Linked DNA regions of Mus musculus: all the other regions are linked to region 1. A link is a loop called in an ENCODE intact Hi-C map of the cell type or tissue named here. Cell type or tissue: left cerebral cortex. All regions are shown on one strand. Links, peaks and the distances in the headings refer to the core of each region. The heading gives the core; the rest is flanking DNA.

Region 1 (10,681 bases), core at 2,272-6,271:
GTGAGCAGGCCAAAACTGGGAAGGTGTCCCAGTGCAAAGACCATCAGACACGCCATGGTTCAAACCCCAGTCTCCTTGCCATAACAATCCCAGCCCTCCTCCCCTGGGGACAAACACTACAAATACAAATGCAAAGTGTGGGCACCTGTGCTCCCTCTGAGGGCCCCTGATTACAGGAGACACAGAGGTATCAATTATGTCCTGAAAGCATGAAATTAACCCGCACACACCCAGCCATTATCCCCACCGCCATCAGATAAATGTCTGGAGGTCCTGCCAAGTCTGAGGATGCCCTCTCCTTACACCCACATCTCAGGAGGGATCCCGCCTCCCATACCACTTGCTCTCAGTTACTCTCAACATCCATGGTAGAAGCCCCTCCTTCCTTAGCTAGGAGGGAGAGGGGACAGTCCCCTGGGAGGAGGTACTTCAGGCTAGGAGCCTACAGTGAGCTGTTTCCAAGCTCATTCCCTCCCTGTCCACTTTCTCCTAGAGGAAGCTGCTGTACCCATTGGTTTATGCAATGTAGCCAAGGGCCACACTGCTGCTAGTAGTAACTTTGGCTTGGGGGTTAGGGGGAGTATGCTGGAGTCAGGGAACCTTGAGTTCAAATCCCTATCACTTGTCAGAGCTCAAGTCATTGAAGTCTGGTCATCCCATGGCTCCTGAAAATGGAGGCCAACCCCTCTCTCTTGAGGAATGAAAGGATCAGCCCTCCCTGCAAGCGGAACTCTTGAGGCTGTCAGATGGGTGCATTCTGAGATGATGTACAGATGCTTCCTGAGCCAAGGCCTCCCAGCTCTAGATCTCAGTTTCCTTCTGAGCACAGGCGCTGCTGGGTTGCAGGGACGTGGGATTTTCCAGCATCACACAGAGGCGGTCAGATCCCTGTGGGTGGGTGCGGCGAGAGAGGTAGGGCTGAGACGCTCAGAACTGAAGGGCTATAATGACAACAGCGCACAGACAGCTCCGGGACTGACACACATACAGGCTCTAGCACTCAGATCTGCAACGGCGAACCTGGGGAGTTCAGGGTCTGCCAGACGCCACCACCCAGGCTCTGCGGGAACCGCGCAAGGGCGGAGTCCCCTGCTGCAAAGCTCCGCCTGTCATCACACCTCTCTCTACGGTTAGGACTGCGGCGACCCAGAGCCCCTTTCCGGGACCTGGATCCCTTTACTGAAGCAACCTGGGACCCCCACGAGAAGCAAGGAGTGACGCCCGCCAGACAGCCCTGCGCAGCCACCCTAGCTGGCACGGTGGGAAGAAATTCCGGCATATGCCGCTCCGCGCCCCCGGCTTAGAGACAGAGGCTGCAGGCCGGCCTTTCGGGGCTGCACACCCTGGAGAAAAAGTTGGGTGGAGCCGCTGGGCTCAGGAATTGGCTAGAGGAATTGGCTACGCACTGCAGGTGTATCCAGTCCTCGAGACCCTACTGAGGTTGCCGCTACGAACCCGCGGATTCCGGGTCGCAGCTCTCACCTGCGCTCATGTCAGCGGCAGCTCCCAGTAGGGTGGTCCCCGCGCTGCGACAGCCCGAGGACCGGGCGGGCAGGTGCGGCGCTGGCAGGATCCTCAGCACGCTTGAGGCCAGCGGCTCGGCGCACACAGTACCCGCTGCCCGCAGCGCCACCGCAGCTCGGGGCTCCCGCCCCGCCCCTTTGCCCCGCCCCTCAGCTAGGCCACGCCCCTTGTCGAGCCGCGGGAGGGTCGCATCCTGGGAAGTGTAGGCGCTGTGCCCCGGCTGCCCGCCTGCGCGCCACCGCAGTTGGACGTGCGGACTACAAATCCCGGCAGGCTGTGTGTTCCGCTCAGGCGCAGACTGGTGGTAGCGCAGGTACCCTCCTGCACCTGCTCCGAGAGCTCTGCAGAGCTGTCAACAGGGTCTAAGGGAGGCGTGTAGGACTGTAGCTCATCTCAGCACTGGACTCTCAAAGAAGGAGGCCCAAGGAAAAGCGATCTTGGAGCAACTCTACAAGAGTGATGGAAGGTCTCAGCAATAGACCTTCCCTTCCTTACCAATGCACAGAAAAGGGGAAACTGAAGCGGAGGGGGAGAAGCGGGATAGCGAAGCAGGAACAGGATTTAATCACACACACACACACACACACACACACACGGCGAAGTCTGGATTTAATCACACACACACACACACACACACACACACACACACACACACACACACACACACGGCGAAGTCTGAATGGGTTGGGATCCAGACGCAGGTGTCTGGACTCCAAAGATAGGCAGCCTCGCCTTATGCCCCAGACGCTCTCCCGGCTCGGCTGACGCTAGGCGGTGCACACTGAGGAGGCTCTGGCACATCCTGCCCTCTCACCATCCTGCCCATACGCTAATCGATTCCCTTGTGACGTCAGGCGTCCAGCGCAGGGCGTGGAAAAACAGACTGAAAGAAAAGCATAGGGAGGCGCAGGTGGATCCTGCCTCGTATCGGTGGTGACAACAGGTGGGCACAAGAGACTACAAGAAGACAGCCTAGAGAGATGAGGGAGCACGGATGCGCAGGGCCCAGAATGAGAACATACAGGATCTGCCACTGCATGAACAGGCACAGGCCAGGGACGTTTGGCCCAGGTCAGGGCTGTTCCATGTACTACTGAGGCAGAAGCAGAAATTCCTCCCCAGTGATCAGTATTGTCCATCTATTTCAAAGGGGACCAGGAGGCCAAAGGCTCTGGTAAAGAGGAGAAGCCCCGAGGAAACAGCACATTTCTTTACATCCTATAAACCAAGAGACTCTGCTGGCAGCTGTACTTCCAGTCTCAGATGCCCACAAAAGAACGGGCTGCCTCTGGGATCTCTTGCCCAGAAACCTTGCTAATGGAAACTAGTTTCTACATGCTCCAAAAATGTGTTTTGACTCCACCTGCCTCCATTGGTTAGACCTAAGGACAGTCCCTATCCTTTAGGATAGTTCTTAGGAGCCTGCAAGCTCATGCTTATGTGTCCTAGCAACCTCTGAGATCCTTGAGTATTCTGATATTATTTCATAGTGCTGTTCCAGTGCCTCCCACAGGCTTGCGACGGGCACTGGAGATATACTTACTGAAGAAACAGGGTGGGAAAGGCAGGACAGATATTGTCCAGCAGGTTGAGTCCTTTGAGAAGCTATTCATGTTTCCTGTCTCTCATCTGGGGCCAAAGTAGCAGCATGCCACCCCCACCCCTCCCCTCACACACGAAGGTGACACAGGCTGGTAAAGACACTGGTGGTGTTGGCTGTGATGCCTTCCACTCTGGTGGTGGCCACTGTCACACTTCTTGGCAGAGGCCTTGCAAGTCAGGCAGCCTGTGCTTGTAGACTGGTCTTGGAGCTCAGCATGCAGTGGCCTGTGACTTCTAGAGGAATTGACATGTCCCTCTGAGAAGACACTTTCCAACACACAGGGGCTGAATGACCCAGAACATTCTCTTACAAGGGCAGTATGAAGACCCGTAGGTCCTAATCCCGGTCACCCAGGAGGTTGATAACCAAGGCAGCGCTGATCCAGCTGCAGCTTTTCAATGCACAGAACTCTGCGGGGCTAGATCTGTCTTGTGGTAAATCAGTCTATTTGAATATATTAAGCCAGACCTTTGTTCTGAGTCTGCAGGGCTGTGACCTGTAGGTGACCTCAGCCACTTGCTTTCTCACGATGCCTCGGTTTCCACACCTTCCCAGTCACAATGAAATTCGGTGGGTTAAATTAGTAGTGCCAGGAACACTGTTCAAAGCTGCTAGCCTAGAGCCAATGCTGAATAAACAATAGTCAAGATGACAGTGGCTGTTGATGAAGGGGTAGATGTGAGCCATCACCCCCTTCAAAGCATAGCCCAGTCTCACTCCGATCCATTCATGACTGCGGTCAACAATGACTTAGGAAAACCAAGTCCAACCATTAAGTGTTGCAGTTTCACTGCTGCTGTTTGAGCAGCCTGCCTGTAGAGGGAGCCAGAGGCTTCAAAGAGAGCACCAAGGCTCATCCTTAAGAGCCAGACCAGGGTACTCTCACTGACCTCTGAGACTCGGAGGCAGAAGCTGATGAAATGTGGAAGGCACAGTCTTGAATGTCTAGCCTCCAGAATCACGAGCCACAGGGCTTCTATTTTTAATAACCTACCTGGCTCACAGCAACAGAATATGGCGTAAGATAGGGCATTCAACTTGACTCATCTCTGTTTCTGGAAAATCCTGGAGGGGGTGGAGCTTTCTTAGGCACCAGGGCACAAGGGAAGGGATGGGTGTGGCCCAACACCCTCAGACTGCTGGCAGCTTCAGGATGCATCACTGGTCTGTGCCCTTCCAGGGAGGATCTATCCATACAGGACTGCCTTTCATGGGATCTGTGTTCTTTGTGATTAGGGAACATTTAAAGACAAGAACATCCACATGTCCCCTGTGCTCTGACCCAGTATTCTCTTAGCTTAGAGACTGCGATCTGGAGAAACCTGTTGTATTATCAGGCCAAGATGTTGGAGTTGCTAGACAAAATGATGCCCAAAGCCAACAAGAAGGGGACAGGGTGCATAGGACACAGGACAGGATTGTCAGAACCCCCACCTGGCCTTAGGGACATCGAAGGGTGCTATGTCACTCTTACCTTTAGGAGAGTATCCTAACTGTTGACTATGGAATGTAGGTTACCATGGCATGAGGCACAGAGCAAATACATAGCTCCTGGCCTGTGGCCTAGTTGGTTCTGAGAATCACAAGCCAATCACTGCTTTCTCTCAGGCATAAACTCAGGTTATAAACTTGAGTGTGTTCCTGGAAACATGGAGCTACAAGATGAGGGAGACAAAGGAGGCGGCTGATGATTACATCTGAATCTGACAGTGCAGCTGACAAGCTCAGCCCATCCTGCCATGTCTCAGAGGAAGTTCCCTCATGGCTGAGATCCGTGAGGCTTCCTAGGACACAGGTGTTTCCATCAGTGCCCAGGGGACAAGCCCAGGCCCCTGCCATGCATGAAGCCCTTTGCATTGCTTCAAAATGAAGAGCATTTACCTTGAAAGTATTTACTTCCTTTTGAAGATACAAAATCCCCAGAAGTATAGAAGGCTATCAGGTGGAGCCCCTAGCATCAGCCTCCTGGGGAGAGCAAGTGGGGTGTGGCAGGTTTGAGAAGAGTGAGACGGGGGAGCTGAGGCTATTCATAAGGCAGAGGGACCTCAATGGCAGCCAGAGTTGGATGGACCTCACATGGATGGAGCTTGGCTCAGGGTGGAGTAAGGGATAATAGGTTTGAAACTACCCGAAGGGCCAAGCCGGGCAAGGCAGTCACAGCAGGGCTAAGATACTTCTGTGCCAAACCCTATGGTTTCTATGCATTATCTCAAGGGTCTTATCATCTCCATTTTATAGACAGAGAAACCGAGGCATTTGCTATTGCTAAGTGCAGCCACTAGAATGTACCCAGACAGTTTTGGGAGAGAGTGAGCCATGTGTCATCAGTACTTGTCCTCCCAAATCTGTCATTACCTATAAAGGACATAAGAATCTAAGAGCCACTTATGGAGTAAATGGTCAGAGCAGGGGGCCTGTCCTGCCAGACCATGCCTTGTCAAGCTCTGCCCCTGGCCGTCAGGAATGCTTACTCTGGAAAGCACAGGCTCGGTCTGTGGGCCCTTGCTGAGCTTCTTCCCTGTGGCAGCCTCTCCTGAGCCCTGCTAAGTCAGTGCCCACCACACCCAGGGCCTTGCCAACCACTGCCACGTCACTTCAGGGTCTCAACCTCCACCTCCTGCCTGGCTCTGCCACCAGCATCAAGACTGCCAGGTGATCCTAAGTCTTCCTCATATTAGGGATCATGGCATATGTCCTGGTCTCCAGAGACCTCTGGGGCCTCTGGAAAAAAGAGGCCACTGAACTGTGGGGTGACATTTCCCTCACATCACCACTCCATTGGCACCTCCATTCCATAAAGGAAAGAGGTCAGACCTGTGGCACCCCTCCCAGCCTCCTGGCCTCTGCCCGGGTCTGTGGAGGTTTCGCTCCAAGTGACTCTGGAGAAGGTGCCGCAAGGCAGAGTGGCTCGCCGGGGGCCTGGCCTAGAAAGGTACGGGTCTGGAAATGTAGCTGAGTTCCTGCCTTTAAGGCAGCAGTGGCAGAAGGAGGTCCAGTCTAGGCTGTGCTCCCCACATCTAGCTGAGGTATTGATCTGCTTCACAGCCCAGGAGAGAACCAAATGAAATAGGATGTCATTACGGGCCTTTCCAGCCACTCAATAATTTAAAGCCTTGCCATGTGAAACCAGGAGCGAGCACAGCAGCCAACTCACTTCTCTGCGTTGCTCGCTCTCAAAAAAATAGTCGCCACAGCCGGGTAGTAGCAACACACACCTTTAATCCCAGTACTCGGGAAGCAGAGACGGGTGGATCTCTGTGAGTTCAAGGTCAGCTTGGTCTGTCTACACAGAGAAACCCTGTCTTGAGCAGAGGGGGAAAAGAACTGTAGTCTCCACGCTGGGCAGACAGCCGAGGCCAACCTTGGCTCACATGAATTCTTCCCACAGGACAGAAAAAGGGAGATGCAAGGATGTGGGATGACGTCCATCAGTCCAGACTGTTCCTAATTCCTGCTTGATGTATAGATACAGTAGAGTGTTGCATCTTCTTTCACTAAGTAATCATGACACACAGTTGGCCTGAACGCCAGAAAGAGGCAGAGCATAAGGCTGCATTTGAGAAATGGCACACACATGAGGCCTCAACCTGTTGGCCACTGGAGGAACTGGACTCATGCAGCAGAAACAGGGGAGGTGTTAGGAGCACATAGCAAGCACTGGGTGAACTGGCCGGTGAGAGCTGGGTAACAAACACCACAATGGGCTTGAGTGCCTTAGAAGTGTGTCTTCTCCCAAACCTAATGCATGGATGTTCAAGGTAGGAGGGTTGCCATTTCTGAGACTGGCGATAATTTGTCCCGGACCCTTCTCCCTGGCAGATCAGGGGCATTCCTTCCTCTTCATGCTCTGCTCTGCCTCTGTGTGTGTCCCCTTCTCGTGGGGATTTAGCTGTGTGGGTTGAAGTCCATCCTAGTCACCTCATCTTAACCTGCATATCCTGGACAACCTTGTCAAAAGTCACATGGTGTGATGACTAATAATGAAGCAAACTTGGAAGAATCTACAACCAGCTCAGAGACAAGACCCTGGGTGTGAGAGGGTGTTCATAGAGGTTTTTTGTTTTTGTTTTTTTTTTTTACATTTTTTTAAAGATTTATTTATTTATTTATATGTAAGTACACTGTAGCTATCCTCAGATACTCCAGAAGAGAGCATCAGATTTCATTACGGATGGTTGTGGGCCACCATGTGGTTGCTGGGATTTGAACTCGGGACTTTCAGAAAAGCAGTCGGTGCTCTTAACCACTGAGCCATCTCGCCAGCCCCGTTCACAGAGATTTTAATTGAGGTGGTGAGTACCACCTTGAACAAGGGCAGTGCCATGTGCAGTGCCCATCTGGATTAACAAGGAGAGAGTGAGCTGAGCACCAGCTGTCATTTTCCCCAGCTTCCGGGTAGTAGACACCATGTGGCCAGTTGCCTGGAGCTCCTACTCCATGGCTTTCTACCATAATGGACTCTACCCTTTGCCCTTGAACTGTGAACCAGGACAACCTTCCTCCCTTACGTTGCTGTTGGGGGTGAGATGGGTGCCCAGCACGTGCACAGTATATTCGGAGCTCAGAGGAGGACTTCAGATGTCAGTCGTAAGGTGTCTTCCACCTTTTCAAACAGTGTCTCTTATCACCCTAGGTCAGTCTTTCTCAACCTCCCTAATGCTGTGACCCTTTGATACAGTTCCTCATATTGTGATGACCTTCAGCCATAAAGTTATTTTGTTGTTACTTCATAACGAATTTTGCTTTTATGAATCGCAATGCAGATATCTATGTTTTCCAATGGTTTTAGGTGACCCCTGTGAAAGGGTCATTTGGCCCCCCCCCCCAAAGGAGTGCAACCCACAGGTTGAGCACTGCTGCCCTGGAACCTTGCCACATACTCCTGTCCCATGATCTCCCAGGGACTCTCCCGTCTTCATCTGTCCTGAGACCATTGCTGGAATTCCAGGAACACACCACCACACCCAGCATTTTACATGGACTCTGGAGATTGGAACTCAGCTCCTCATCTTGTGAGGCAAGCGCTTTGCTGGTGGAGCCATCTCTCCGTGTACTTGTATCTCTCGTGTACTCTTATCACAACAACAAGAGAACTAACACACTAATGACACACTGAGGTTCTGACTGCCAGACCTTCAGTGTGTGAACTCTGGGGGAGCACAAGTCAGACACGAGTCAGCTCACTGCTGTGTCAGCATGTCATAGCTCACTTCCTGTTGACAGGGAATCATGGAACAGGACACACAGGCCATCCTGTGTGGGAAGCCAACTGTGGTCCTGACCTAAGTCATGGAGACAGAGCGGAGACACCGGGCTATAAAGGTGGAGACTAGAGGTAATCCCTAAAGCGTCCACATTGAATTCAGGTAGAACCACAGGCTATAGGCTCACCACAAGGACAGCACTTGCCCTTAGGCACTGCAAAACCTCTAAGGCTTCAAGCAAGGAAACCAGGCCAGTTCTGCCTAGGAAATGCTGCTCCTCTACAGAGCAGGAAGAGTAGAGGCCAGTGTGGGAGGCAGGGGCTAGCATTTGTCTTGGGGAGAGGCATAACTCAACTAACTCATCATATGAGGCCTCCTTCTCAGATTCCACAAGGGACTCTGTAGTCCCTCTAGAGCTGCGGCTGTTGCCCTGGGAAGGGATAGGCAGGCGAACAGGCTTCTGGGTCAGGAGGCAGAGAGTGAGAACAGAGACTATCACCAGAACCAGGTCCCCAAAGTTAGAATCCTCTGGACTCTCCCAGACCCATGTCCCAGTGTCCACTGGCATACCTACTCAAAGACCATGAGGAGGGCACACAGCTTGGTGGCATCTTAGAAGACAGATGTCCCTGGTGGAAAGATCAGCTCTTGTCCTGGGAACTGGGAAGGACTTGTCTGAATTGAGCCTGGACTTGGTGTCACTGAGCAACTCCAAGTCTCTGATCACTTGCCACCCATCACAGGCTGACAGCCAGTGACTTTCCTGGGTGAGCCAAGAGTGCCCCCTCTTTCATGCAGAGAATGCATCTCAGGGGATGCATGTTGTGGAACATGGGGATGCTGTCCCTGAGTTCTTTTCTGCATGTTTCACTCCAGGCTTCTCCAGCCCAGTGCCTTCTCCTGTTATACCATGATGTCCCTGTGAGGAGTGTGCCTGCTCCATGGTTTCACCAAGGCTATGAACAAGGCCAGTCTCCCTTAGTGACATCACAGGGCCATCTCTGCCAGGATTTCTTATACAGATTCTAGCCAAGCCACTGGGAGCAGAAGTCATGTGGCTCCGTGATTATGCCAAATGTTCTGCCAGGGAAAAGTCAAGAGAAGTGTTCTGATTTCTGACTATGAAAATAAAGCCAAAAAATAAAAATAAAAATAAAATAAAATAAAGAGATAGCTGGGCAGTGGTGGCACATGCCTTTAATCCCAGCACTTGGGAGGCAGAAGCAGGTGGATTTCTGAGTTTGAGGCCAGCCTGGTCTACAGAGTGAGTTCCAGTACAGCCAAGGCTACACAGAGAAACTCTGTCTCGAAAAACCAAAAAGAAAAAGAAAAAGAAAGCCAGAAGCACCCAAGGCCACAGCCTGTTCTGCTGGGCTGTCTGCCTCCCAGAGTCTCCACTGTAGTGACAATTCTGGAATTTAGATTTCTTCTACAAAAACAAACAAACAAACAAACAAAAAAAAAAAAAAAAACCCCACAGAAATAGTATAAGAATATGTTTCCATTTTAATGCTAGGTGTGGGATAGACATGGGGCTACTCCAGACTGTCCACAGCAGCTGACTGTGATTTGCCTCATGCTCTCACAGAGGCGTGGTTTGGCCAGCTGCAGTTTCTGTGATTGTGTGACGGTTGGAATTCTGGGAATGTTTCAGAGACTATATAAATGTTAGAGCCCTGTGGGTGGTTGTTAGTCGTTCAGGATGGTTGGTTGTGGGTTTTTATTAGTAGTCATGCTAGAAGAAGAAGAGGAGGAAGAAAAAGAAGGAGGAGGAGGAGGAATAAATTAGACTCAGAAATTTCTATCTATCTCTCTCCCCTCTATCCTTCTTTCTCTCCTATCTAGTGATGGGGATGAAACTTGGGTTGGGGGAGGAGATAAAGGTGAGAACCACAAAGTAGTAAAGACCAGCTACAAGTAAAGAGGAAACAGAAAGAAATTAGATTCAGAAATCTCTCTCCCCCACCCCTTATCTTTCTTTCTCTCCTATCTAATGTTAGGGGAGATAATGAGTGAAGAGCTCACAAAACAGCAAAGAGTGGCTACAGTCCTGCTCTAAAATGCCATCACACCTACTGTGGCCCTGTACAGCCTTCATTCACCTGGGTACCACTCATCTGCTCCTCCCAGCCCAATTGCTCTGTCATACCCTGGGAACCCTGTGTGCCTCTGTGTAGTGGATACGTTTCTTCATTTATCTGACTTGCTGTCTCAGCAGGCCCCAGTAGGCTCCTGGTTCTCCCTCTGTTCTGACCCTCTCTTATCCCTGTCATTGGGTTCTCCAGCCCTGACCCCTCTCTTCATTCTGCCCTCCTCATTTGGGCAAACACTGAACCCACCCATCCTTCTA
Region 2 (10,681 bases), core at 2,284-6,283, 55 kb after region 1:
GTTAGCCGAGTAGGGAGTGCTGGGGGAGCTGAGGGCGGGGCTGCTGAATCCATTCACTTTGCAGTGTTGAATGGTAAGCCTCAGCTGGGAGAGGGGGCGGCTAAGCATCATCAGGAACCTTAGCCTATGACTTGCCCCCTTTCCCAAGAGGGCTGGAGAACCATCAAGTCTACAGGATGCTCGTTCACTGTGGCTGTGGAAATGGAGAGGAGGTGCGTCTGGTTAGAGTCTGTTCTCTGGCAGAGAACTTGATATACACATGAGGTTTTAAGGACATGGTTTGTGTAAAGGGAGCCACAGAGGAAATCCCTCAGCAGGTAAGGACTTGGAGTTGCAGAGGGTTGTGAGGTGCCATGTAGGTGCTAAGAATCAAACTCAGGTCTTCTGCAAGAGAAGCTAGTGCTCTTGACTTTCGAGCCATGTCTCCAACCCTTAACTTCCAATCCCTTAAACTTCTATGCTTCTGTTTCCTTTGTGTCTCTTCCTTTAACCTCTGGCTATTCGGAAATGGGCAGCTGAACTTTCATGTATCCATGAATTTACTAGACTTTCTACCGTTACTGTTTTCTGTCTGTCCCTCTGTTTGGTTAGCAGAACTAAACAAACCATCCTAGGGTCTCACATGTGCTAGATGAACGCTCTGGAACCGTTCCGTATTCCCAGTCTTCTTTGAGAGAAGTCATCACTAGTTGCACTACCTGGCCCTGAACTCATTCTGTAGTTCTATTTTGCTGCCCTGTAGCCAAAGAACACATTCCCAATGATGTCCATCTTTTTGCATTTCCTGAGACTTGGTCAGTGCCTGGAGTGTGTCTTTAGAGACTGCCCTATGAGCCCTTGAGCAGACCTGAACCCTCAAGACCTGGTTTGCTTATGGCATGGCTAAGCCTTCTGCCTTTGTGTTGATTTCCAAGTTGTCTTGACAGTTGAGAATGCCTCATGGCTCCCAGCCCCTGGCTTTGGGATAGTCCAGTGAGCCATGGTTTGGAGCCTTGCCTCTTGGGTGGAGCCTGGGCTTATGGGTAGAGCACAGCCTGATGTAGACTGACTTTGTTGTCCTACGTGGCAGGCGCCAGGAAAGATGCTGGCTACGTACTGTCTGTGTGTCCGACTATATTGAGCTGCCATTTCCCTGGCCTGATGGCCAGGGTGGAGATGGGGAAGGTGTGGTAAGACAGAAACAAAAGGTGTGGACAGGGCAAACGCCTGGTTAGGATCCACCCCTGGCCTGGCTGAGCTGATCAGCACTACAACCTTCCCTGCTTCCAGTTGATGGAAAGCCCATGGTATGCTTCTCTACAGACCTGCGGCTCTATAGCCTGGCTCTGGGCTTGAGATCTCTGATTTTTGAGGACCCAGCTCAGAAGTGAGGAAGAGAGAGTCATAGAATGGGGCCTTCAGCCCTTCCACACACAGGCACTGGGGTGCCTCAAAGGTGATTGCATCATGACAGTAACACATCCTCCTGCTGTCCCCACCCAGGTCAGTTACAGGCTGTGCAGAAGCTGTGCCTCTTCTACAGCAAGGTGATGCCCAATGAGGTGCGATGTGTCATCTACCACGAGTTCCAACTGGCACTGGCACGCAAGACCGCCAACAAGGTGCTGGAGGGACAGCTGCTGGAGGCCATCAGCCAGCTCTACCTGTCGCTGGGCACTGAGCGGTAAGGGGGCGGGGCACAGAAACCCCGGAGAGCCCCTCCCCTCAGGAACCAGCCAAACCTCAATGCTCCAGGGCTGGGGAGCATGCCATTCATTGTTCATGATATAGGAGTCCCAGCATGGTCCCTGCTCTGATGGGGGACTAGCCCTCCTACCCTTGTTCTCTTGGTTAAACAAGGGTCACCACTACAGTCATTTCAACCTCCCCGTGCCATGGTTGCTGCTGTAATCTGACCCCTACCTGCCTCTAGTCTTTAGTTGTCAGCCTGGGGCCAGGTGGGTGTCCTTCACCCACCAGATGTCCGATGGTGGCCATGTGTTCTCCAGGCTTCTCACCACAGAGGGCAGAGCCAACTAGCTACCCTGGAGCCAAGGCTCAGGGTCATGTTGGAGGTGTGACCTACTGAAGTTCTGGCTAGCCTGCCAGTTGGGAAACTCCTCAGTGTGACACCTCTCCTAAGGCAGGGGGCACCAGAGCAGGGAAGACCCTGTGAGGAAACAGGAGAGACCCCTGTCCTAGCACAGACTCACAGCAGGAACGGTGGCCTGGAGCCAGACTTCTTGGATACATCCCTGGGCTGCTGTCCATCTCCCCTGGAGCATGTTGTAGTTTCTCAGCCCCACCCAGGCCTCAGGGCCAGCCGCTGCTGAGAGCAGTCCTCTGTAACACTGCAGTATATACAAGTTTAAGAAGCCCTGGTGAATGATCTGAATTCTGCCGTATGCCAATATCTCTCAGAGAATACAGACTGTGTGTTAGGGTTTCTATACCATGACCACAAATAACTTGAGGGAAGAAAGGGTTTATTTTCATTTCCATTTCTATATCATAGCCCATCATTGAGGAAAGAAAGGGCAGGAACTCAAAACACAGCAGGAAGCTGGAAGCAGGGGCTGATGCAGAGGCCATGGAGGAGTGCTGCTTACTGGCTTGCTCAGCCTGATTTCTTAAAATGCCCAGGACCACTAGCCTGGAAGTAGCTCTGCTTACAGTAAGCTGGCCCTCACACATCAATCAAGAAAACATACTGTAGGCTTACCCACAGGCCAGCCTGGTGGGGACATTTTCTCAAATGAGACCCCCTTTTCCCAAATGACTCTAGCTTATGTCAAGTTGACATACAGCTAGCCATTACTGGCTGGATTCAGCATGCTGGGGTTGATGGCACATAGAGGCCTCCTTACACATAGCTGCCCTGTCTTCCCTCGGAAGAACTGCCTTTGTCTTTCCATGCTGTGACTGGGTGCCTGGGGCAGGACATGGTGCTGCCCACGGAGGATTCCTTCAGGTCCTGACCTTCCAGGCCGTTCTGTAGGCAGATCCTGTTCTGATGCCTGTGTCTGACCCCAGGGCCTACAAGTCGGCTCTGGATTACACTAAACGGAGCCTGGGGATTTTCATCGACCTGCAGCAGAAGGAGAAGGAGGCACGCGCCTGGCTGCAGGCAGGGAAGATCTACTATATCCTGCGTCAGAATGAGCTGGTGGACTTATACATCCAGGTGCGCTCAGTGCTGGCAGGGTGCACTGGCTCCCTCCCTCACCACCCAACCCACCTATCTACCCACCCACTGCCCTGCGCCCACCTGCTTATTGACCTAACTGTCTACTCAGCCATTTATTCTGCCCTCTCACCTATCCACCCATCTACTCACTCACCCGTTGACCCACCAGCCATCTATCCACCCATCCATCCTTTCATCCACCTACCCACTCATCCATCCATCACATCTCCTCTTCACTACACATTCATTTGTCCACCCACCCACCTGTGCATCCCCTCATCCACCCATATGCCCATCCACGTGTTCTCTTCACCCGCCCATCACAGTTGTGCACCTTCCCACTCTGGCTTCCTCAATTCCCCTCCATGCCCAGCCTCTCTGATAACCATCTGAGCTCCCCGGGCAGAAGGTGGGCCCCCGCATAGTACCCACCCTTGTCAGTACATAGCAAGTGCTTAGTGTACGTAGGAATGATGTGTCCTCTCAGCTTGCACACAGAAGAGCTTGCTTCGGCAATCTGGACAGATGAGGAGCACAGGCGTGGCATGGTGAAGTGAGGATCTAGGATCCAGGAGCCCAGGGAAGGGCCATCTGACTGGAGATCAAGCAGCTTTGAGCCAGGGTGGGGAGCTAGCGCCACCTGCTGGGAGAGAATATCAAGGTCCTGCCTAGAAGCTGGAGCGAGGGTGTATTTATTATCTCATCACTGAGCAGATGTTTTTTGTGCACCTACTCTGTACCAGGCATTGCAGGCATCCCTGAACACAGCAGAGAAGCCCCAGCCTCAGGCTCTGTCTTGTAGCACTGATGGGAGAGAAGTGGGTATGGATGGGTCAGGAATGAATAGGATATGGTGGGAAACCACAGGAGGGGCAGCCAGCTGTGATTCCAACATAGTGGGCAGGTCAAAAGCCAGGCCCGAGTGCTTCCCTGCTCACCCGGGCAGCCCACACCTGCTAGGCTCTGGGGATGCAGCTGAACTGAAACTTCCTAGCTCTCTGGTCCTGAAAGCTCCTCTCCTCAGAGCCACAAACCCACAGGGACAGAGGGAGGTTGGTGTCTCCAAGTGTGAGACCCATGTCTCAAGAGACACGGCCTTTCCAGAAGGTACAATCTCTAGAGAACGTCTGGTTCTTACAGGTGGCACAGAATGCAGCCCTGTATACTGGGGACCCCAAGCTGGGCCTGGAACTGTTTGAGGCAGCAGGGGACATTTTCTTCAATGGGACCTGGGAGCGGGAGAAAGCTGTGTCCTTCTACCGGGTGAGTGGCCACTCTATGTGGGGGTAACCCCAGCTCCCAGCCTGGGATGTCAGAACAGAACCAACCTCTGTCCCATGGAAAGACCAAAGGGAGGTGACAGTTCCTCACACACATGTGGGCTTAGGAGGAATTTTGCTTGGTGGGTACTGCAGATACCTAACCTCAGTATATGAACAGGACCGGGCACTGCCCCTGGCTGTGACTGTAGGAGACCAGGAAGTGGAACTGCGCCTGTGCAACAAGCTGGTGGCCCTTCTGTCCGCGCTGGAGGCACCCCAGGAGGGCCTGGAGTTTGCCCATGAGGCCTTGGCACTCAGCATCACCCTAGGTGAGTCCTCAGCCCTCAGCTCTGCTTGGCCTCCAGTCCCAGGTGTGGAGGCTTGGCTTCTCCCATCTCCTGCGGGAACAGCTCAGCAGCTCTGCTGAGCCTGCAGTGCCTAGCCCACGGCTGAGCACAGAGCGGGCAGGGACTTAGGAGAGAGCAAAGCTCGGGGGCTTTCTCTGCTTCTTTCTCTTGCTGGGACCACATGCCGGCCCGCTTGCCCTGCTTTCCACACGGAGGGGCGGGCGGCAGGGGTGGGGGGGACTTGGACTTGTGTAGGTTGTCCTCGGCCTGCCTGCCTTACTGGGTAGTGTCCTCACACCTGCCCCTCCACCTGCACACCCCCCTCCCCCAGGTGACCGCCTGAATGAGCGAGTGGCCTACCACAGGCTAGCCACCCTGCACCACCGGCTGGGCCACGGGGAACTGGCTGAGCACTTCTTCCTCAAGGCCCTGTCACTCTGCAGCTCGCCCCTGGAATTCGATGAGGAGACCCTGTACTATGTGAAGGTCTACCTGGTGCTGGGTGACATCATCTTCTATGACCTGAAGGTGGGCAAAAAGGGTTGGGGCTCAGCCTGGGGTACATTCATTGCTCTGTCTGAGTGCGGGGAAGGGTGGGGGCTCAGCCTAGGGTAGAGTCATTGTTCCACCTGAGTGTGGGGTCTACACTGTAGTCACTGTCTCCCAGCAATGGCCTCACGTTCTCTTGGAGCCAGACCTGACTCTGAAAAGTCAGCGAGGTCGGCAGACAGGACTACCCTCTTGTGCTGGTCAGACTTGGCCCTCTCATGTAACAAACAGAAGGCAGAGGGCACCATATTTTCCCAGCAGTGGGAAAGGCACTAGGAAGCTTCCTGAATGCGGTGATTTCTCCCAAAGGAATGGAAAGAGACAAGGACATGTATGAACATTGACCACTCACATAGCAGAATCCAGCCCATACCATGGTGCCTCTTCCAGGAAGCCCACCCAGGATGTCAGCCTTTGTCCACAATTCCTTACTGGAATTCCATGGCATTGCCTTTCCTAGTCACCTAGGAGGGATGGGTGGAGATAATAGCATCCTGCCTCATAGTGAAGGAAACTCAGGTTCAGGAAGGGGTACACTGATCCTAGCCTGCCTCTCTGAATCCTTGCTGGTCACAGCTCAGGCACAGGTGTGAATCCAGGCTATCACACAGGTGCATGCGCACACACTTTGGCTTCCCACATAGCTGAGTACCCTCTCCTCCAGACCTTCTACCTGCTGAGGTGCTGGGTACCTCTCATGCTTCCTCATGTCACAGAGTGAGCCAGGGAGGGATGGCCTTAGGCCCAGGGGGAAGAGTACCTACCATCTGCTGTATGTGGTCCACTCTGTTCTTGGGTCCTGGCTCTGTGGGGCTGGTACAAAGAAGACATTGTTAGATCTTGGACTTTGTTGCCAGCTGAGGAAGATGTCCCAGATGTGGAAGGGGGGAAGGCAGGCTGGGTGGGGTCTCAGGAGATTGCTGTGAGGTGTGTCCAGGGGCAGTTTGCATCCTACTAGAATGCTGAGTTTGAGGCAAAGATGACCTTGACCTGAGAGTGGCTGGGGGTGGGGGTGTCACACCTCATCTTAGGTCCCAGTGATGTGGGCCACATGTACACACTCAACAACAGGGGCCCAGGAATTCCCCAGAGCTAGTGAGGCCCGGCTGTCCCAGGAGACCCACCTCCTCCTGGGAATGCATTGTACACTCCCTGAGTGACTAGAAGTAAGGCAAGGTCAGATACAGACAGCAGAGAGGCTCAGGAGAGAAGCAGAGGCCATGGCAGGTCAAGGCCTTAGGCTCTGGGATCTGGGAGGACGGAGGGAGCTTCAGGAAAGGGACGACGTGGATGTGTGCACAGGAAGGAACTGAGGGGTGGCCATAATGCTGTTCCAGGTCATCTGGGTCTCTGGATCACACTTGGGTGGGACTTGGAGCTGCTCTGAGCCAGCACCCAAGCTGGTGTACCCTTAGTGGCAACAGATTTAAAAAGCAATGTCCAGCTGGGTGGTGGCCGTGCATACCTTTAATCCTAGCACTCAGGAGACAGAAGCAGGCGGATTTCTGAGTTCAAGGCTATCCTGATCTACAGAGCAAGTTCTAGGACAGCCAGGGCTGCACAGAGAAACCCTGTCTCCAACCCCCCCCCAAAAAAGAACAAATACATGGGGCTCAGTGGTTAAGAGCACTGACTACTCTTCTGGAGATCCTGAGTTCAATTCCGAGAAACCACATGGTGGCTCGCAACCATCTGTAATGGAGTCCAATGCCCTCTTCTGGTGTGTCTGAAGACAGTGACAGTATACTCACATAAAATAAATACTTAAAAAAAAAAAAGAACAAAAACAACAAAAGATCTCCAAACACAAAGACCAGAAATCTCCAGCCATGTTGGGGGAAAAGGCTAAGCTTTGGCTGTGACTCAGTAAGATGGGATATCCCCATAGTATCCTGATGCGGCTCTGTTGGTCCACCATCATGGTGGGTTGTGTATGAGAGGGATACTGGGACCATGTAGTCCTTGGAGGTCACTCAAAGTATTTCCACGCCCACTGCTGCTGGTTATGAGTAGATATACCAGAGTGACCCTGAGATCGTGTCGTCCGTGGGGGGATGCTCCAGGCACCCCACCCCCACTCCGGTGAGTTGGCTTAGCACAGTCCGACATATCTGCCCACAGGACCCGTTTGATGCAGCTGGGTATTACCAGCTGGCACTGGCAGCAGCCGTGGACCTGGGCCACAAGAAAGCCCAGCTGAAGATCTACACCCGCCTGGCTACCATCTACCACCACTTCCTCGTGGACCGTGAGATGTCCCTCTTCTTCTACCAGAAAGCAAGGACCTTTGCCTCAGAACTGAACCTCCGCAGGACCAACCTGGTGCCCCAGCGCTTCTGTGGCCGGGCACCCTGGCTGGCCCCTGGCCACCCATCCTGACAACCTGAGAAGGGGCATATACAAGGGGACTCTTCCTCTTCTTGGGGTGTGGGCAACTTATTATTATTATTATTTTGCTGAGGGTTGGGGGGAACTGAAGGACCAAACAGTAGTAAATATTTTTCAGCAACTCTGGTATCTTCTAGGTGTGTGATATGCCTCCCCAGGAGCCCAGGCTGTGCCCCATTCCCAGCCCCATGACCCATCCTTTTCTGGACCCACACTGCAGCCTAGCCCCACCTTGTCTGCAGTGAGGACTGAATCCAGCAGCAAAGCCTTCTGCTGGCTCTCTCATGGTGTGGCCTTGGCAAATCAGTTACCTCCGTCCTCTATTCCATTGTCTCTGAAAAGGGAAGGTGTTGGGAGCCCCCTCAGCTGGACCTAAGGTGACCTCTCCTCTGCTCTCTTGTGTATATGACACAAGCCTGCATCGTTTATCCTCACAGTACCTGCCTGAGAGCAGTTCAGGACATGATGGCCTTCGTTGGCAGTGGGAGATGTGGGGACCCAGATTATCCATTACCACACAGCAAGGAGGAACTGAGCCCCAGAGTCAACCAAATACAGTGACCTCCCTGCCAGCCTGCCCGGAAGGACATGTCACCTTACACCTTGAGTGCAGCTTGAGAATCTCTTCATCCCTGATGATGTCAGGAGAGCCACAGGCCTGGTCCATGTGATGGCCTCAAGGCCACCCTCCCCAGCCCTGCGATTGCCTGCTCTCCTCTGGCCTCTGCTGTCACCTAGTCCCTAAGACCTCTGGAGTCTCCAGCCCAGGAAATGTGGTTCAGGTCATTCCTTTGTTAATCGGGGACACCATGGCACGGGGCGGCGGGGCTGTAAGTGGCCTGTAAGTGCTCCAAGCCCCTCCTTCAGTCATGTTTAAATAAGTGAAATTTCTTACTTTAATGGCTTCTGATGGCACTGAGTGTCACAGTGTCCCAAAGCTCCCATGTATCCCTGAACACTGTCCTCTCCCCAAGTCAGGCAGGAACTGGGGTGTCCACTCCACACCTTGCTAAACACCAAGGAGTCTTGTTCACCTTTCAAAGCCCTCCTGAAGCAGATGCTTCTACCTGTCTCCCCACCAGGGATGGGCAGAGAACTTTCCAGAACCAGTTCCTCCCCCACCCAAGCCCTTTGCCAGCTGCTGACCATCCCATTCTTGGGAGGGTTGGGCCACAGGGGGAGGGGTGCTGAAGATAAAAGGTAGTGATGACCTACTCTGGGTTCAGCCAGAGTTGTCATGGTAACTAAGGACCAGTCTGCCAGTCTGCAAGTTGTCAGCCACTAGGTGTCCTCAGCTGCCATCTACCTCAGGTTGCGGGGCCTTTGGGAGATAAATCTCTCTGAGCCCGGGTAGGTCAGCACAGAAACAAAGCGGCTGCCTTGGGGCTGAGGTGAGACTTGCTCGAGGTGAGGGTGTTCTGAGAGCTCTACTGTGCTCCCTGGGCTGGCCCTGCCACAGTGCTGTTTCCTATTAGGATGCTCGTGAGCCCAGGGCATCCCAAAAGCCTTACCATGCTGTACCAAGGTTAAGTAACAAATGACACTGTCTTAACCTCTCAGACCCTCTGTGTCATTGTCTGTAACTGAAGTAACCCAACCTTGAGTTTTTGCAAATGGCAGGAGGAAGACAACGTGGGGACAGAGTCGCCAGCAGAATCTCTGCCTAGGCAGAACGGGGTGGTAGAGGCTGGGGCCTGGTGCACTCCTTACTGCTCTCCCATTAGCATGGGTCTAGGATATCCTGTGGCTTGCCGAAGGCTGCAGCAGCCTACAGACCCATTGCTCAGAAGCCGAGCTTTAGAAGGAGGCCCAGTGTCTCCCAAGTCTATGCAACTCCCTTCCTTCACACATGGCCTGACTCTGAGGCCATGAGCCCCACTGCAGTAGGGCTGTTTCACTCTCTTGGGAGCACAGTTACCCTGCACCAGCTTGTCCCAGGACAGATACATGCAGGTGTCGAAGGAACTGAGTAGCTTGGGGGTCAGGATCACAGGGATCCTCTGTGTGACCTGAGCCAGAGCTTCAGGTTGCTTTAGTGGGCAAACGGCACCCACTCGGCCCTTCCCTGCTCTCCGTGACACCTCTACAAAGCCAGTCCTTTTGGTCACATATGGGTTGACAGCCTGTGTCCTAGGGAGGCAGAAATCCTGGGCTTTTATCTCTAAAGACCTGAGGCAATGGCGTCTGGAGGTCAAGGATGCCTCTGTGACCCAGTCAGCAGGCTGAGAACATCTCTGTGGGGACCTAGCAGCCTGGCAGATGCAGTGGGAGCGGGGTGGGGTGGGGTGGGGGGGACTTCCTCTGTCTGAGGACAGAGACAGGCTCGCCCTAGGAGGAGGGTAGTGAGTATTGACTCCTGGGCCGTGTTTCCCTGTTCCCAGAACTGCCATAGCTCCTCTCACTTTCCCATCATGCTCATCTCAGGAGGCTGGAAAAGGATCATTGAGCAATGAAGTCACTCTAGATGACCACTTCTAGACCAGAGCCCAGCGTAAAGGCCTCAGCAAACAGTCATATTCAGAGATGACTGTGGATACACCCATTCCAGGCACGGCCTGTGTTGGGCCAAGAGAAGCTAGTCTAGCCCTGACCTCAGCAGTTGAGGATTCCCCTCCCCTCTAGGGGATAGGGATCAGGGACTCTAGGGGGACAGCTCAAGTAAGCACCAGAGAGGGCTCAGGTCCATGTTGGCTCTCAGCCATCCACAGCAATGCAGCCACCTGAGCTGAGAATCCCACCATTGCCGGCAGGGGCATCAGAAAAATCCACTTAGGTCAAATTGGGTGCCGTCACCCCATCTCCTGGCAGTGGCACCTTGGGAACCGTCCTATCAACCCGCAGGTCTTTGGGGATGCAGCAACGTTCAATTCACACAGCTCTGAGCAAGTCAGCCTCCCCGGGGTCCTGGTCCATCTCTGGAACACTGAGGTCCATCTCAGACATGATCATAGGAACCATAGGAGGGTGTG
Region 3 (10,681 bases), core at 3,597-7,596, 79 kb before region 1:
TAAGAGGGCTGTTGGGTAGTAGCCACAGGCAACTTAGGTTCATGACCTGCAGCTCTAACTAACAAGGAGTCCCAGCACAAGAGGTGGCTTGGTGCTGTTTGAGCCAGCTCTTTCCTCCACTCAGCTCATCAGATTTCATCCACACTCTCCACAGAGACTGAGTTCAAAAAGAAAGCTGTTGGTGGCTGATGGACCACTGTAGCCACGCCCCTTGGACCACTGTAGCCACACCTCCTGGACCATTGTAGTCACACCCACTGGGTCACTGTAGCTAAACCCTCTGGGCACATCACTTTCATTTTCTCTGGAGAGGCTAGATGGGGTAGGGCTCAGCAGAAAGAGGGTAGCTGGGGCCACAGGCTGGGAGAGAGCTAGGAGACAAAGGCTCAGAAAAATGGCTCCAGTCCTTGTGCTTCTAGCTAATGGCTCCTCTGCTAGAAGGGTGACTCTTCCATTTCGTTCTTGACACCCAGGGGTGTGGGCTCCAGAGGCAGCTTATCTGGGCCCATGTGAGGCCTAGCTGAACCTCCCTTGGCCCTGGCTTTTTTAGGTGCGACTGAGAAAAATCATTCCCGGGGACTGGGCTATGATACAGGGGCAGAAATAAAAAACAAAAACAACCAGCCAACAAACAAAAACCAAAAAAAAAAAAAAAAACAACAACAACAAAAAACCCTCCTCTGTTCATGAGAATGCTCCAGAGGGATGAGGTAATGAGACAATAAGGAAGCCATCAGCTACTCTGTATGTGATGTACGTGACAAGAGTCCTGAGGTTTTCTATGTTGTATTGCCCCACCCCTCACCATCATGGACCACAGAAGGAAGTAGCATTTTAAAGGGAATACCCCTTCCCAGGGCAGCCTGGTACTGATCTCTGCTGAGGCAGGTCTCACAAGCAGCATGACAGAAGGGACAAGCTTGTGGCGGGGCAGATACTGGAGAGGGTGACACCTGAGTTACATACATACACTCCCATGCTGTTCCACTGCCCTCTGAAGGGCAAACCTTTAAGTCAGGGCTATCTGTGGGTCCCACAGATCTTGATATTTTGAAGCTGTGGTCTCAGGTGCTGAAAGAAACCTTGGAGGTTTCCAGACCCTGTGTCTGCAATTCTATGCCACACACTTGAGTGGTAACATTGTGTACCATGGATATAGGACAGTGCTGTCAACAGCCTGTGGGTTTGCATATCTCACCACAGCTTTCCCCATCATGTCTCTCTGAGGCCACTAAAGGATTGCCAGTGCTCCATTCAGGGAGGACCTTGCTGGCATCCTGAGGCTGACTACAGTGGGACTTGAACCCAACTCTGAAGCCTGAATTCCACATCCCTGAGGATCTGCCAGGGAATAGCCAGTGCGTGATCTTTAGGGGAGAAAAGCCAGGCTTTGGATCTTAGAGGGATACAGTCAAGTTACTTGACCTCTGACCTTCTCCAGTTGTCTGCTGCCCAAAGGGTAGAGGTGGGCTGGTGAAGCCCACACCCAGTAGCAGGTAGGTGGTGCAGTAGTCACAAGGTTGGTGCCCTTTCCTCCTCAGGCTGCACACCAGGAGGCTCTCTTTGCTCTTCTTGGTTCCTGAGTGGTTGTCAGAGCCTGCAGGCTCGTCTGGGGACTATAACCTATGCAGGGTCAAGCTCAATACTCATACATATACATGCCCCTGGGTCTTGGCCCTCGTGCCCCACAAAGTCTTGTTGAAGCCACAGAAGAGCATCAAAGGAGCATGTTTTAGAAACGACCAGTTAAACATTTGTCCTGAGCTCCACACATAGCCAAAGCCACACTAAAATCTAACAGAAGGAAATGAGACGAAATAGGAACTGCATTCAATGGCAACAGGCAGCTTGAATAAACACATCACCAACAGATTCCGTGGTGGTTTGAGTAGGAACGGCCTCCAGAGACTCATGTGTTGGAATGCTTGACCATAGGAAGTGGCACTATTAGGGGGTGTAGGCTTGTTGGAGGAAATGTGTCACTATGGAGGTGGGGGCTTTGAGGTCATATATGCTCAAGCTATGCCCAGTGTGGCACACTTCTGCTTCTGCTGATCAAGATGTAGAATTCTCAGCTCCTTCTCCAGCACCATGTCTGCCTGCACGCCACCATGCTCCTTGTCATGATGACAAATGACTAAACCTCTGAAACTATAAGCCAGCCCCAATTAAATGTTTTCATTTATAAGAGTTGCTGTGGTCATGGTGCCTTTCCATAGCAATAAGACTCTAATTAAGACAGATGCCTTCTATTTCCAGGAACACTGGGGAATCATGTCCCATACTGTTCAGTCAACTTAGGGATGGACTCAAGGAATCCATGGAGGAGATGCTGGCCTGAGGCTCAAGGCCATATGGTCCAGAAAGGGAAGACAACACACTTCATCGTCATAAAACACTCAGAGGCTAGGAAAATGCAGACATTTGCAGAGTGTGTATCCCTCAACCAAGTTCTGCTCGCCTCCACTTCACTCTCAGACTCTCTTCTTCTAGGAGGGGGCGTGGTTGAGTGGGAGTACCTTAAATAAGCCGGACATGTTATCTGGGGGCGAAGAAGCAGAGCGTGTTGGCAATGAGTAGAGTCTGTCCACAAGAGCCAGCACTGGGGAAAGCATGCGACATGTGGTGAAGAGCCATACCTCGCCATAGCTCTGCCTGTCCCCCACGGCCGAGTGGCTAATGTAGGGCGAATAGGAGATCATGTCGGGGCGGTCGATGTTGTAGATCGCTTTGTTTTTGGGAAGAGCAGCCAAGTCCCTGTAGTCCAGGATCTCATCGCCAAGCTTTGCCTGAGGAAGGAGAGAGCAGAGGAGAGGACACTGGTGTCACCAGCCAGGCCAGAGCCACTCCACAACCAGTAGTGAGGATGGCCTGAGCTTGCAGGGCTCCAGCAGGGTGTGAGCACACCGACACACCCCCCTCCCACGTGAAGGTGGAGTAGAGATGCAAAACCGAGGTCCTGGCTGCAAGGATAACCCTGGAGTCAGACACTGAAGCCGTTGGTTGTACCCATAATGCATTGATTCAGGGCACGACAGTGAGACTCAGACTATGACCTAAAACCACACATGGTTACAGGTATATAACATGAACATATATCACAGATGCACACACACACACAGTCCCCTAGTCACATCAATATGCATCCATGCATACACACACAGGCATGCCTGCACACATCAGAGCTTACACAGAGCAAGCTTGTCTAAAATGATGAGGGGGATGCACCAGTAACACCCACTCCCCACGATAGCACACACCTGCTGGCTTACAACACATTCCCATATATATGCACAGCTACTTGCACACCAGGACTGGCTCTTACAAACTTGCACACATGCGCATGTGCCACACGTGCACACACATGCACACACACACACACACACACACACACACACACACACACACAACTCATCCCACCCACATCATCCTGCCCACAGCCACATCCTACACACTTGTTCTCATCCTCTCTCCTCTCACCTCAGCAGTTTTGAGCAAGTACAGAACAAGCAAGCAAGATGGTGGCTCAGTATTTGACAGGGTTTTGGGATGTGGCCCACTGGACTCACTGACTGAGATGCTGTGAGCCACCATGCTGGCTCAGGTGAGGTCCACCTGGCCGCTGCAGCTCCTGTTCATTCTGCCCACCCTCCTCGGACAGTGCCCCCTGCACCCATCCTCACTCCTCGTCCCACCTCCCCTCTGGCTCAGGGAGCACCCCAGCTCTTTCCAGCCCTCAGCCCAACTCTGGGCTAATCCCTTCCTGCTCAAGTCTAATTTCTGCACCAGCCTTTGCCGGGCCTCCCCTGCTGGGATTCTGAGACAAAGTATCAATAGCCACAACAGATGCTGAGCTGGACCACACACAGAAACTCACAGCTGCCTTTAACAGGGACGCTCACAGTACTCCCACTTATAAAGACGAAGAAGAGTCCAGAGATCAGAGAGGTTGGGCAATTTACCCAGAATCACTCACCTAGGAAGGTATGGTAGCTATCTGGCCCTAGAACCCTTCCCCCAGTTGGTACTCCCCCCTGTAGGCCCCACCCTAGCTACAACTACATCATCAAGTGGCTTTGCTGATGACACCTCCAGGCCACTCCCACCTCAGGCCATCCACATCTTTGCTAATTGTCTGTTCATAACCTATTGGGCTCTCCAGAGCCCAGCAGCCCTGCCCATCTCCTCTAGGAAGCCTTCCTGACCAATAGGCTCACTCCAGGACACCCTTGGGACGTCTGGTAGAGAGACGTGCATGAAGACTGAAGATCTAGTGCTTCATACCTCTAGTTGTGCCTTCTGGGGCCCAGGGCAAGCCTCTAAAGGTCTGAGGTCAAGTCCTAAGCCAGGGTTTGTGGTCATGGACCATCCCATTGGGGCTGTTGAGCTGCCTGGAGAAGCAGAGCTCAGGAGATCTTTCCCCAAACATCAGTTTATCCCGGTCTCCTCTGCTCAGGTTCCAAACTCCCTGCCCCTCAGCCCCCGAAGTTTCCATCCTTCATCTGAGGGCTTGTCACATGCTATTTCTACTCATGGAGGTCTCTTTTATCCAGGTAAGATTCTCTCTTGGGAGAGCTGCCCTTCTGTGGACTATAGGTCCTCCCCCACAACCCAGGGTTATGGCTACCATTGTCCTGGACCCCGCTGGCTTTGTCACCCATTCTCATGCTGAGCAACCAGGCTTCTGCACAGACTATCCTACTGGGCCATCAACTGTGCTTCATGTGCTACCTGCCTGCCATGAACATCTCACTCAAATGCTCTGTAGAGGGTCCTGCAGGCTGCAGTGGAACACCCAGAGACTTGCATTTCCCAGGTAACCAGGAACGATATGTCCATGGCGGGGTCAACTCACCTGTCCCCCTGGCTATCTTCACCTAGTCCACAGTGCTTGGGTAGCAGGTCACCTGGCCCTGGGTGGCCCCCTCTTCCCTGAGGCTCCTGTACAACCTGGGCCCCCAAAACCTTGAAGCTTCCTGCTGCAAACAGTGGTTGGCAAATAGCTTATGGCATTAGTTACCTTCTCTGTGCAAAGACCTTGGAAGGTTGCCCTGGCCACAGGTTAAGCTTTCTAACTGATGAAGGCTATTGGTGTGTGTGTTAAATGGTTTCCCCTTTTGCTTTCTTCTTTACACTCTGTGAGGCAAATTAAAAAGATGACTATATAAGCCACCACAACGCATACACTCCATAGTGTATACGGTCATACAGTGTACAGTGACTGGGATTTCACTTCATGCCCGTGGCTGCCACCAGAAAGAGGCGCCAAGATCCTGTTCACTGCGGCTTCCCATTGCTGAACACTAAGTCACACTTATTGTGAGAAAAGCAACCATAAGCCACAGTCGCGAGCACCCCAGCTGCAGAGCTCACTGGAGGGATAAGGAGGGAGATCATGTTCCCCTCCCTGCTGGCCACTGCTATTTTGTATAAACAACAACAGGCAAGGGCAGGAGTGTGGCTCAGTTGCTAGGGGCTTGCCTACCTTGTACGAGGGCCTAGATTCCATCCCTGGCAACAGCATATGTCAGCCATCGTGGCGCACACCTGTGAATCCCAGTGCTCAGAGATATCCAGGGAGCCTCACATGCCAAGCCTTAGAAAGCCCTGGACCACCAGTGGAGTTAGATTCATGCCAGCTTATGAATAAGCCTCCAGAGGCCCACAGAGGGCAGCACCTTGCCTGGGGTATACAGCCAGACTCCTGATCTCATAGGCACAGGCTGAGACTCAGCACAAGTGGGCTCAGAGAGCCCTGGAACCCACTCCCTCCACAGTGTGTTCGCAGTGACCCCAGGAAAGATGCTTGCTATTACCAACCATCAGAATGACCCTCTGCTAGCCATTATGGGAAGATATGGGCTGAAGATAGGTGGGGGAGAGCGAACCTTATCACTTTATCATGCTACCAAAGATCCAAGGCCTGGCCAGGAGAGCTGGGGGAGGGTAACAGAAGGGACTTGCCCCTGTCTCCTGCTTCTCTCCTGTCCTGTGGCTTCTTGATCACTATGCTGTCCTCTCAGGACTCTCAGTGACAAACCTCATCACTCAAACATGGTGCTAGAACACCAATGCCCTCCTGTCTCTAACCTGCCCTCTGAGGCAACTGTTCTAGCAACTTCTTAAAATGGGTCCAATCTTTTTTATACTTATGTGGATGGTCTCACACATGCACACAGGCATGCATGCATGCACATACATGCATGAACACATTCATCTCCAGTACACTTCTCTTAAGGACTGGGCAGGAGCCTTCTGTGTTCACAAACAAGGACCCAAACAGTCACAAACAGTGGCTCAGGCAAACAACATCCTTCCCTCAAGTGCCCGTGGCTCACTCTAAGTACAGGCCAGCCACACCCTCCTGAAGTGCTATGACCACATCTATGCAGGATGCTCTTCCTCTCATCACCAGCCAGTTAGGGAAAAGGTCCATGTGCCAGGCCACACAGGTGTGTTTAGGTCTCAGGTTCTGAGTCTCTCTCCAGTCTCTACCCATTTCTTCCCCGAGGGAGTGCTGAGCGGCCACTCTCAGCAGACTCTGTAGTCCCTACAGCAATGGCCCTACTACCATACCATGGCACTCCCCATGAACCCCTTACTTACGTAGATCACACGGCTCGGGGACCCTGACGTGCTGGAGGCAGGCACGGAGACAATGCTCTCCGAAGAAGTCCTGGTTTCCTAGAAGAGAGATGTCCAGGTGACCTGGAGCGGAGTGGCGCCCCCAGGAACCTTCTGGAGATGTCTCCAGGATGCAGGCAGGAATGCCAATGAGCTCAGCAGGTCGAATTTTTCCCTTTTTGTGGGTTGAGGGAGGTCTCAGAACAAACACACAGGCTTAGGTGAACAACTGAAGCTGCCACAAACACAACAGACCACGTGAGGGCGAGGTGTCCACAATCTGATGCTCACTGAGAGCCTGGAACGTCCCAAGGGATGTGGAGGTGAGGTGATCCCGTCTCTGGGGATGGAGGCAGGTGGGCATCTAGCAACCCCTTGGTCTCCATGGTACTGGAACCTCTGTTACCCCTCTCCTTGGATGCACTTCAGACCCCCAGCCACATCCTCTGCTTCCCTAACCTGACTCTCAGGCCCTCCTCAGCTGCTCCTTCCTCTCTTACCTAGGCTAGGCTCTAGTGATGTTACTCTCTTCACATCCGGCCTCCTCCCAGTCTGACAGTGGCCCAGCCCTCCTCAGACAGCCCTCCTCAAGCCTTCGGCATCAGCAGCATCACTAGCTCTAGCTCCTCCTTCCCCTCGTGCACACAGACCTGAACTCCCCACACCTGGCCACTGTACACCCCTCTCTAGTTCTAAGGTCCTGCCCCATGCCCTGTCTTCCATGCTTCCTATTCACCTCATCTAAGAGGTGAATTTCTACCAGTGTCACTGCCTCGCAGAAGGCAGGAGGAGTTCTGACCCCTTGTCCTCCGCTGTGCATCTTCAGTGACCCGTGCCACCACCAACCCTGCTACATTTTCCTCAGGAGGCTCTTCCTTGCCTCTGGCGTTGCCATGTTCCTGCTCCTGTGGCACTTAACATCTTTTAAGGGCCAAGGTGGTTTCCCCAAATTTCCTATGTAGAAGCTCTACCCTAGGACCTCAGTGTGTGACCCTGTGCCACTGGGTGGATCTAAGCTAATCTGCTTAGGGTTATCATAGAAAGAGTTTAGGACATGAACGCATGCGCGCGCGCGCGCGCACACACACACACACACACACACACACACACACACACACACACGCGTGTGAGAAAACAAGAAGATGCTGCTGCCAAGTCCAAGCAGAGAGGCTTCAGGAGGAGCCGGCTGCCATCACGTGGGGCCCTGACTCCTTGCCGCAGTGAGGCAGGAAAGGGTTGAAGCCCCCAGGCTGGAAGAACCAAGCCCGACTGGAGGAACCCTCCCCTCCTGAGCTCCTCCTACACAGCATGACACCAGCAGCAACAGGCAGACACTGGACGTGCCACACAGGGCAGGAGGAGGCACAAACCTGTAAGGCACAGGGCAGGGTGCCCGGGCAGGGCTGGCTGCAAACAGAGCTGTGCATCTAGAAGGGAGAGAGGAGGGACGGCGTGAAGCTTGCTCTCGAGGTCACTGCCATCCCCTCTGTGGGTCCTGTGTTCTGGACCCCTCGGCACCAAGCCTTCAGACCCTCAGCTTGGAGTTACACTGACAGGTGCCAACTCCGGGGGCCTGCCCAACCTTGCGACCACAGGTTTCTGGTGCTGACAGGGGTTATCCTCTACCAACCCTATGTGATGCCTGCCTGGAGTTCCCGCTTTGAAAATGCCCCCTTCATTGTAAAGTAGCAAAATAACCAGAGAGGGGCCTGTTGTTCCTGCCAACCTGCAGATCTGTGAGACTCAGAGCAAAGTCTCACTGGCCGTGCCAGCCCCACAGAGTGGACAGAGATGACTGACCACACTCAGCCCTCTTTGTGCCATGGGCTCCAGCTACCCTGAGGTGATGTGAGCTCTCCTGTACTCAGTGCCCAGCTATGTGGGGAAGGACAGAGGACAAAACCGAATTCACTGTGAGAGCTGAGGTGACTGTCACCGGGGTTCTATCCTGACTCGGCCCCTGCCACCCCTGACCTGAAGTCTTACCCACAAAGACCTACAGTGAACCTCAGCAGCTCACTCCACAGGGCCATGTGGCACTGCCTTGCTCCCAGCCACAGAGATAAGAATGGGGCCTAGAACTTGGAGGGACTCATTCACCCTTTGGTTCCAGATACAAAATCTCTGAAAACATATAATGGCTGTTGTTCTAAAGATGCCATAATGTCTGTGGACCCTGGGTGCTGTGCTAAGGATGCCATGACACCTGTGGGGCTGGGTAGTCATGACTACCTAATGTCCACTGTATATACTCCAGATGCTCAGGACCTGAGTCCTGTGGTTCTTGTTCATAACTCCCTGCCTGTGTGGAGAAGAGACAACTATGACATTATTGTGGCTTTCCTGACAAGGAAGGACCATGTTCCTTCCTGCTGGCCTGGCTCTCCATAGATAGAGCCAGGGTCTTGCTGGAGAATGAGTCCCCTGGGTATCCTGCAGATGTCCAAGGGCCTACATCAAGAGACACTTGTTAAGGTGACTACTAAGTCCAGGACAGACAAGCCATTTCTTATCACTGGGTAGAAAGGAGGTGTGGCCTCCAAGCACTGACAGGTTTCAAGGGTCAATAACACAGGTGTCACCTCCAGGTGCCCAGTTCCACGGGGACAGGAGTCCTCTTAAGCCACCAGGCCTGCCTGACTATGCTTATTCAGGAGCTGCTCCCATGCAGAGCAACAGAGGGCAGGAATCTGTCCCTCCACTCCCAGGCCAGACCAGAAGCTGCCAGCCCTGGAGAGCCTGGGCCCAACACCAAGAAACCAGCCAGTCTCAGGCTGCCCAGCCTCTGCGCCAAACGTTGGTTGCAGGAGACAACCTTCATTTCTAAACTACTCATTTCAATAGCTGTACAGACCAGACAGCCCTGGAAGCAGAGCCCTCCTGTACAGGCCCAGGAAAACAAGGCTGCCTTCTTCCCTGGCCTGGCAGCACCCGCTCCTCAGGGCCTTCCATCTGGCCAGGGACCAGAGAAAGTGAGGCAGGCTGTTGTCTCCTGCAGCTGGTGTGGGGCATGGGCCACCCATCCTCTCCCTGTGCCTGGGGGAAGCAGGGCAGGCAGAGTGTCAGCTCTTTCCTGACTCTGTTCAGTCACAGGTCAGGATGCTTCCCTGAGCACATGCATGTGTGAGTGTGTCTGGGGGCCTCTGGGGATGCCAGGCTCTCTCCTTCTTCTGAACTGCTGGGCTGCACAGGGGACCATGCAGACAAGATGGATTCAGACTCTATGGTCACATCGTCCCTCATCATGACTGAGGGCAGGGATGCCCTGGGTGACAGATGCACAGTGCAGAGAGAACCAGCCACTGGGGAAAAACAGAGCATGCAATGTGGTGTTGCTCATTGGCTTCCTACCTGGAAAGCCACAGTAAAGGCTAATAGGATGATAGTACAGTGCGGCAGAGGCTGGGCTGGGGGTGGTGGTGGGTGGGTGATGGATGGGGGTGGGGGGTGGGGTAGGGGGTGGATGGGTGTGTGGGGTGGGGTGGGGTAGATGGGTGGGAGGGGTGGGAGTGGGTGGGAGGGGTGGGGGATGGATGGGTGGGTGAGGTGAGAGTAGGGGTGTGGCATGAATGTGTGTGAGGTGGGGTGAGGGGGTATATGTGTGGGGGTATGGATGGATGTGTGGGGTAGGGTGGGAGGGTGGATGGGGGGTGTGGGTGGGGGATGAATGGATGTGTGGGGTTGGGTGGGGGGTGTATGGGTGTATGGGGTGGGGTGGGGTGGATGGGTAGGTAGGGTGGTATACAAGCTCCTCACAGCCAAACACAGAGCTGCTAAGAGGATTCCTGAGGGCGCCCTGCTGGTCTCTGTGCTCCTCCCTGCTGCCTGCCTATCTTGCTTCTGTTACAGCCAGACTTCTTTCCTCCTCCTTTTCTCCCTCCTCTTCCTCCTCCTCCCTCTCTCATTTTCCCTCCTCCTTCTGTTTCTCTTTTTCCTCTTCCCACTTCTCTGCATCCCTTTTCCCTTCTGCTCTGTACCATAACCACCCAAGAAAGAAGGTACCACCTTGGGAATCTCTTGAGCTCTGCTCCCAGGGCCTGGGTTTGATCTCTCTTCA

Evidence for each region. A loop is a pair of places that touch in the nucleus more often than their neighbours do. Peaks named below come from ENCODE experiments on the same cell type or tissue, not always from the same donor. Only the 100,000 strongest peaks of a DNase experiment are listed, where the experiment ranks them.
Region 2: it touches region 1 in a loop (9-fold over the local background); 20 of 42 quality-filtered maps call a loop at or near these places.
Region 3: it touches region 1 in a loop (2.2-fold over the local background); 2 of 42 quality-filtered maps call a loop at or near these places.

The regions. Positions count from the first base shown.
Region 1 is chr5:35,748,862-35,759,542 of GRCm38, reverse strand. Ablim2 (actin-binding LIM protein 2) reads right to left here and starts at 1,663. Exons shown (of 22, transcript NM_001177696.1): 1 at 1,483-1,663. The coding sequence starts at 1,492. In left cerebral cortex, for the core only: a CTCF peak has its summit at 3,938 (motif pointing right); DNase peaks (open chromatin) are centred at 2,379 and 3,966; H3K4me3 peaks cover 335 bases; H3K27ac peaks cover 784 bases.
Region 2 is chr5:35,694,333-35,705,013 of GRCm38, reverse strand. Sh3tc1 (SH3 domain and tetratricopeptide repeats 1) reads left to right here. Exons shown (of 18, transcript NM_194344.2): 13 at 1,483-1,663; 14 at 3,013-3,163; 15 at 4,307-4,429; 16 at 4,607-4,757; 17 at 5,107-5,303; 18 at 7,446-7,834. The coding sequence ends at 7,703. Among named protein-coding and RNA genes, the nearest start is that of Htra3, 20 kb to the right of the region's middle. In left cerebral cortex, for the core only: a CTCF peak has its summit at 3,812 (motif pointing left); a DNase peak (open chromatin) is centred at 3,805.
Region 3 is chr5:35,829,056-35,839,736 of GRCm38, reverse strand. It overlaps Ablim2 (actin-binding LIM protein 2), which reads right to left. Exons shown (of 22, transcript NM_001177696.1): 9 at 7,995-8,051; 10 at 6,607-6,684; 11 at 2,640-2,789. Among named protein-coding and RNA genes, the nearest start is that of Afap1, 59 kb to the left of the region's middle. In left cerebral cortex, for the core only: a CTCF peak has its summit at 5,674 (motif pointing right); no DNase peak of the experiment used is centred there; H3K27ac peaks cover 834 bases.